2 separate regions of the Homo sapiens genome follow, and region 2 is linked to region 1. The links are chromatin contacts, found by Hi-C in ENCODE. All regions are on one chromosome and are shown on one strand. Each heading gives the region's core, a stretch centred on a gene start or an enhancer-like site at or near the end of the contact. The rest is flanking DNA. Distances are from core to core; before and after follow the strand shown. Region 1 holds the start of NHS (NHS actin remodeling regulator). Region 2 overlaps NHS (NHS actin remodeling regulator).

Region 1 (3,713 bases), core at 682-3,181:
GGGAGGAGGAAGATAGTCTGTGGGATCCTCTGCGGGCAGATGGCACAGAGCCATTTAGTAGGAACCCTGGGCTGTTCAGAGCAGAAAAGATGCCCAGGGGTCTCCTCCATCTCCCCGGGGCCCCTGACACTCCCACCCTCATCTCTCCCTGACCCTCCCCGCGGCCCCTCCGGGCCACAAGGGTTTTCGGCAGAAGCACTACGAAGTTCAGTCTAGGAGGCGAGCAGCGCCACGCTACGTCGCACACGAGGGCAAGGCACAAGTTCGGAGCTCGGGGCAGCACCTGAGGTCACAGCGAGTGACGAAACAGCCGCGGTGCTGCAGCAGTCTCAAAAGAACACTCACTACTCCTGGAACCCCCAACCCTGAACATGCATGGTGTGGGCTACAGGGCTCAGGGCTGGGCTTCTGGAAACCACAGGAGTTGCAACCCTCCTCCCTACGCCCCGTGAAGGACGTGAAAGGCGAGCCCCGGTGGTGAAGGACAGACCCTCTCTGCCTCCTGTGCTCCCCATAAACGCTCCCTTTCTGCTCCTTCTCAGCCCACGCTGCCTGCGACTTCAGAGGTCGCCCTTTTAACTTTCCACCGTCCACGTCTGCATCACTGAATCGGGGTCCAGCCCAGCCACTCAGCCCCAGGAGGATTGGGGTGGGTCCCAGGGGATGGGAAGGGTGGGAAGGCGAGAGTAGTAAGGTGCAAGCTGCAACCGGAGCGGCGCCGCGGGGCTGGGATTGCCGCTGCTGGGGAGGGCGCGAGGGTGCGGCGCAGAAACCCATAGCCTGGCGGGCGGACGGCGCGGGTACTCACGCACTGCCTCCTGCTTAGGGTCAAGCGTGCTGAGGACGCGCTGCACGCCGCCGAGCTTGCCCTGCAGCGCCCAGACGCGGCGGTGGGTGAGCTGGATGTCGCTCTCGAGCTCCTGGAAGAGGCTGCAAGCGTGCCGGGCCACGTCCGAGAGCTGCCGGAGGACACGGGCCAGAGCGGCGTTGCTGACCGCGCATAGGTCCAGCATGAGCAGCACGGCCGCCGCCGCCGCCGCCGAGGACGCCTCGCCGGCTGCGGGCGCCGCCTCCGGGATCCCCGCCGTGCTCTCCTCGCCAGCCACGGACGCCTCTCCGTGCGGCGGCTGAGTCTGGTCGGCCGGCGCGGGCAGTGGCGGCGGCGGCGGTGGCAGCCCTGAAGGTGCAGGGACGGCGCGGGCTGGCTCCTCTGGCCCTGGCGCCTCGACCTCGTCCAGGTCCCTCCGGCCCGGCGGCTGCAAGGGCGGCGGCGGCTCAGCGCTGCCTCCGCTCGCGTCCACTGCTGGGCCGGGCGCAGGGCGCCGCTGCCTGCACAGCCATTGCGGCTCCACGATCCGCTTGGCGAAAGGCATCCCGCGCAGCCAGGCGGCGACTTTCTGGTCTCCTCCAAGCGCCCCTGTGAGCTGGAGACCGGGCGCGCCCACCTGAGCAGGGAGGGGGCAGGAGTCCGGCAAAAGCGCGATCTGGCAGTCCGGATACGCAGGGGGCTTCTCTGCTCACCTTGCCTCCTCTTCCCCGCCCTCTCCCTAGCAAATCAGTCCAGCCAGTCCTCCTTTGGGTGCACCGTTCCCTGGGGAGGATGACAAGCGCTCCGCACAGAAATTTAGGGGTGCGCCTGGTCTCTTCTCACTTGCTTCCAACCAGGGTCGACTGGCTCAACTCCATCGTTTCTGTGCTCGCCGTCGCCACCCCGGCCACTGCCGTCGCCGCCGCCTATATAAATGGGCGTGCGTGTGTCTGTGTGTGTGTGGGTGAGTGGGTGGGTGGGTGTGAGTGTGTGCGCGCGCCTCAGTTTGAAAGTACCCCGGCGCAGGCCTCTCCCCGCGCGCCCCTCGGCCGCTCCGGGGAGCGATTGCGCCCGGGATCTCTCTCCCTGGCTGGGCGGGGAGGAGGTTTCGGAAAGGCGCTCTGAAAACCCGGAGAGAGGAATCTGCCTCCAGCCCGGGCGCAGGAGGCCGCGCGGGGGTGACGGGGCGGACGCAGGGCGGGGGAGGCCGGGGCGAGGGGGGCGCAGCGCCCTGTGCGGCCGCTGGGAGTCACTGGTGGCCTCGCCGTGCTGGGCGCGTTCAGGCGCAAAGACACTTCCTCACATCCAAGGGGTTGGAATTGAGACTGTCAGCGTGGTGGGGGCGGGGAGTCCTCAAGTTGGGAGTAGGGGTGTGGGCAGTAAGCGCAGAGGGAAGAGGGTGGGGTATTGAGGATGCGGCAGATTTGGCGTGTTGGAGCAAGTTTTTCGCCGAATTCCAGCTCTGTACAAGACCTTTGGGTTCTTACAGGGAAAACTGGGCTGCTCCTTGGAGATCCCCGGGCTCTATGAACGCAAGGAGACAACTGGGGAGGGCAAAGGGCGTAGGCGCATCTCCATGTGGCCAGAGCAGCCAGAGTGCTGTTTATACCCCTTCCCAGGCATCACGTGGCCCCCTGTTTTGGGCACGGGCTCTATAGAATATCGTGAATGAGACCCAAACCACCAATGAGCAAAATCCCCAGAAAACTGCTTACGAAACTCATTGCACGTTGGGTGAGATAAACGGCATTACCTCCTCGTCACCCTACTGTGCTGATCATACACAGGATTTTTAAAGTTCTCCATCAGAGAGATGATGATTTACAGAAGAAGGGAAAGTTTTCCCCTTCAGTTAACTGAAAGGTATAATTTCTAAAAAGGCATGCATTTTCGATTGCAGCAGGCTGCAGGCTGTATGCCGTCAGTAAAAAGAGTTTGGGAAATGTTAATAAAACACGTGCTTTCATGCCTCCAAAAAGTATACTGTAAAAATATTTTTTATTTTAAAGCCACAAGCCAGATCTTGGGAATGCAGCCTCTTTTCGTGTTTCTAAAGAGAACATGGAAAAAATATGTTTTATGGCAACAATAAAGTCCTCCAGACCTGCGGTGGTGTCTCCTCTCCTCCCTCTAAAGGCGGGAGAGGGAGGAGGCTCCAACAGTCAGCACTTTGGACTGGCCCACGCTTTGGTTTTAAAGGCTTCAACAGACCCTTGTCTTATTCTACAAAACAAAAAAAAAAAAACAAAAAAAAACCAAAATTTTCGGCAAGGACATATCCTTGTTCATAAAAGATCCAGGCTGAGGCTTTGGGGGTAAAGGGCCATGATGTCTGCAAAGTACACATAAATGTTTCAGTAACAACAAGAAGAAGAATGATGATAATAAAGATGTGTATGTATGAAGGGAGAAAAAAACAAAATATGGCAAAATGTTCAAAATAGTCTAGGTTAAGGGCATATCAGGGTTCATTGTACATTTCTTGCAACTTTAAATTTGGTTTTGTTTCCAAATAAAAAATGAAAGAAAAGAATATTTTGGAACAAGGTCTTTTAAGGTTTGTTTTTTATCTCACAAATCTGAAAAGCGTTGAGCTAGCTGTTTTTAAATTGAGCTTGACTTTTTAATACGTTCAAAATTCTGAACATGAGTTCTGCTGGGTAGGCAAGCCAGACACTTCTCCCTAAACACATGGAAGCATGGAGAACAATGAGGGATATTAAAGGCATCTGGTTAGCAAGCCTTGTGGCAACAGGCTGCCCTGCCTCTCACTCTCCCTTACCTAGCACTGTCCTATTAATAGCAAGGGTGCCAGTGGAGCGGGCCCATCTGAGCATTGACAGGGGCAATGAATAAGTGGTGTGGGACTCTCACTCCTAAAGGGAGTTTCAGATTATTGGCAAGT
Region 2 (3,713 bases), core at 756-3,255, 85 kb before region 1:
AGAGCAGAAAAACTGCCCGGATGACCCACAGAATTGTAAGCCAAATAAATGGTTGTTGTTTTATGCCATTAAGTGTTGGGGTGGTTTATTACACAGCACAAGCTAACTGTAACAGGCCTTGTAGAGTCTAACATGTAGTTCCATGTACCATTCTTACTTCTGATTCCCTGTCTGCCAGGCTTCTGTGGCCAGCCCAAGAACTGGATGTTGTGAAGCAACTAGTTTTTCTAAAGAGAACAACCCCTCTTTAAGACATGTCTATTAAAAACAGCTTAAGAGGAAAAGCTTCTTGGTGTAATTATAGTCACACACATGGGATCTAAAAGTTGGAACACACCAAGAAAAGGACTTTGTGTTTGGAAGGGACATGATGACAAATGGTGGGCTCTAAATAATTCCAAGCTTCCATTCATGGAATTTGGGATTGATTAGGCCAAGGAGATGGAACTAGCTCAATGTTACCTCCCCTGAAAAGCTTTCCTTGGCTCTTCTCACTACCATCATTGTCTTGTTGACTTTCGATACCTGGCGTGTGCATTTAGGCTTTGGATCACATGGAATTCTGTGTGGCCCTAGAGAATCCACTTGATCACGTGGATCTGAGTCTTCTCTACCAAATAAAATGCTACATTCCTTGAAGGTACAAAACCTGTCTCAGTCCATCACAGTACCTAGCAAAGTTCCACGCACAAAGTAGGTATTCAATAAATTCAGTGGTCATTATATCAAAGAAACTCTCCAAGTTAGAAGTGAATACATATTTTGTACCTATGGAGAGGCAACATAGCAAGAGAGCCCAAGAGCACAGATTCTGAGGTCAGACTCCCTGGGCTTGAATCGTTACCCCTCAACTTCCTAACTGTGCCTCAGTTTCCTCATCTGTAATTGCTGATAACAGAAGCAACTACCTCATGGGGTTCTTATAAGAATGAATTGAGGTTATAAATGTAAAGCACCCTATCTATATAACAGAATGCCATTTGGCAATCAAAAGGAACAAACAGAAACATTACTCTCAGTGAAAGAAGCCAGTCACAAAAGATCACATATTATATGATTCAATTTACATCAGCTGTCCAGAAAAGACAAATTAATAGGGAGAGCAAGTAAATTAATGGTTGTCTGGGGCTGGGGGTGTGATTTGGAATTAACTGTAAATGGGCATAAGAGGTGACAGAATCAGATTGTGAAGATGGTAGCATTTCTCTGTAAATTCACTAAAAAAAAAAAATCATTGAATGGTGCATTTAAAATAGGTGAGCTTTCACCAGATCTGATGATTTTAAAAGTGGCGGTTTCCCCTGTGTACACTCTCTTGCCTGCAGCAATGTAACATGTGCTTTGCTTTCCCTTCACCTTCCACCATGATTTTAAGTTTCCTGGGGTCTCCTCAGCAGTGTGGAACTGTGATTCAATTAAACCTCTTTTGTTTATAAATTAAAAATAAATAAATAAATAAAATAAAATAGGTGAGCTTTATGGCATGTAAATTATATCTTAATAAAGCTGCTCTGAAAAATGTAAAGGCTTAGAGAACAGTGCCTGACCTAAAACAGGCACTAGGTAATTGTTTATGAAAAATAAATAAATAAACATTGTACTTGGGAAAATGTGGGTATAACAGTGTTCCCTGGATGCTGAACCATCTTCATCTTTCTAACCTCTTGTTCACCCAACCTCCCCCCAACAGGGATCTAAAGCTGGGGATCCTCTTCCTATGAGCCCAGGATGCTGCTAAACCCAGCCATATGTGTCTCCTTGGCTGCTACTGTCCCTCCCACTGCCAAAACTCTATGCAGTGTATTAAATGCCTCTTGTTTATAAAGCTCATGATGCCAAGCTATATTTTATTATATTGAGCCAACTGCTCTTATGCAAGTTTTCTCTTTTGGAAGGGGGTGTTGGGAGGAGGGAATGATCACACTATTGAGGAAGGGAGATTCCTTAAAACCATGACTCCAAAAGCAGCTGCTGATTACTCACAAAAACCCACACATCCTTGTCCTTAACAAATGTTATGCCACAGGGTAGCTTTAGCCCTGATCAAAACACGGACAACAATAGCCTCTTGGTCAGAAAGGAAAAAGGAGATAGAGAGGGAAGGAAGAGTTAAAGAAAGAGAAAAGGAGAATAAGATGAGAAAGAAAAAACAGTTTGAAATAGATTTACAGCAAGGCTCTGCCACATATGCAGGAATAGGGAGGGCTTAATTTGTAATAAGTCCCTGGAACAGAAAAGAGTCCCAAGCATACAATTCTTGTAAACTTGTGGCTTTAGCATCTTGCCCCAAACCATCTGCACAGAGTTCTCAGCCCTTCTGTGAAATCATCACTCCACCCTGTTTTATCTTCTGGCCTTCATTACGAACTGGCCCATTCACTTGGTTCCCATCAGGTTTCATGCTCAGTTGCTCACCATTTCCCACATTGATGCTGATGGAGTCTATCTTCCCAGCCATTTAAACACATCCATCCAAATTTTCTGAGAGGGAAGGAAATACGACTCCACCTCCTCACAGTCTCCGCAGACTTGGCAAAATGGATGCTTGGAGTCATGCCCAGACCTAGTAAGACCAACCCACTTTCCCTGTTCATACAGTAATTTATGTATGCAATCAAGCAAAAATTATTTATTGAGCAATCACACATGACAGAACCTGGCTTCCCTATCCTTAGCAGTGCTTCTCAAACTGGAGCATGCATGGGGACCTCCCGGAGAAATGCTAAAACACAAATTCCTGGGTCCCACCCCCAGAGCTACTAGTGCAGTAGGTCTGGGGGTAGAGTCCAGAGTCAGCAGTTCTAACAAGCTCCCAAGTGATGCTAATGCTTCTGGTCCATGGACCAAACTTAGAGTAGCACTGCTCCTGGGGTTACAAAGGTGAATAATAGGTGGAGTTTGCCTGAAGTAACTATAATCAATTACTGGACCCAAAGAATGCATGCACAGGCCAGGTGCGGTGGCTCACGCCTGTAATCCCAGTACTTTTGGAGGCCAGGGCAGGCAGATCACCTGAGGTCAGGAGTTCGAGACCAGCCTGGCTAACATGGCGAAACCCCAACTCTAATAAAAATATAAAAATAAGCTGGGCATGGTGGCAGGCACCTGTAATCCCAGCTACTCGGGAAGCTGAGGCAGGAGAATTGCTTGAACCCGGGAGGCAGAAGTTGCAGTGAGCCGATATCAAGCCACTGCTCTCCAAACTGGGCAACAGAGTGAGACTCCCTCTCGCGCCTGTAATCCCAGCACTTTGGGAGGCCGAGGCAGGTAGATGACTTGAGGTCAGGAGTTCAAGACCAGCCTAGCCAACATGGTGAAATCCCATCTCTACTAAAAATAAAAAAATTAGCCAGGTGTGGTAGTGTGCGCCTGTGGTCTCAGCTACTCAGCAGGCTGAGGCATGAGAATCACTTGAACCCCAGGGGGCGGAGGCTGCAGTGAGCCGAGATCTCGCCACTGCACTCCAGCCTGGGACACAGAGCAAGACACTGTCAAGAAACAAACAAACAAACAAACAAAGAAAAAGAATGCATGCACACACAAACACATGAAAAACAAAACTTTAACACCAGGTAACACATGATGAGCCTTAGGAGAGACCCAGACAGCAAGTGAGAGAAATTGAGAGAAAAGGTTGGGCTGTATGCATATATCTCCATACATGAGTTCTTCATGGGCAAAAAAACCACATTGTATTCATTTTTCTACTTCTA

Evidence for each region. A loop is a pair of places that touch in the nucleus more often than their neighbours do. Pooled maps may share reads with other maps.
Region 2: a map of mammary epithelial cell shows a loop between it and region 1 (3-fold over the local background). The contact joins the enhancer-like site here to the promoter of NHS in region 1. A Hi-C loop is called at or near these places in 3 of 168 maps with a recorded cell type or tissue (PC-3, mammary epithelial cell and sigmoid colon) and 7 of 50 pooled maps.

The regions. Positions count from the first base shown.
Region 1 is chrX:17,373,418-17,377,130 of GRCh38, reverse strand. It overlaps NHS (NHS actin remodeling regulator), which reads right to left and starts at 1,931. Exons shown (of 9, transcript NM_001291867.2): 1 at 809-1,931. The coding sequence starts at 1,373.
Region 2 is chrX:17,458,028-17,461,740 of GRCh38, reverse strand. The region is part of intron 1 of NHS (NHS actin remodeling regulator); the gene reads right to left. Among named protein-coding and RNA genes, the nearest start is that of MIR4768, 34 kb to the right of the region's middle. Within about 2 kb of position 2,005, at least 2 of the 41 ENCODE cell types and tissues checked have a DNase peak (open chromatin) inside an H3K27ac peak, as active enhancers do; they include mammary epithelial cell, where a contact is called at or near this core.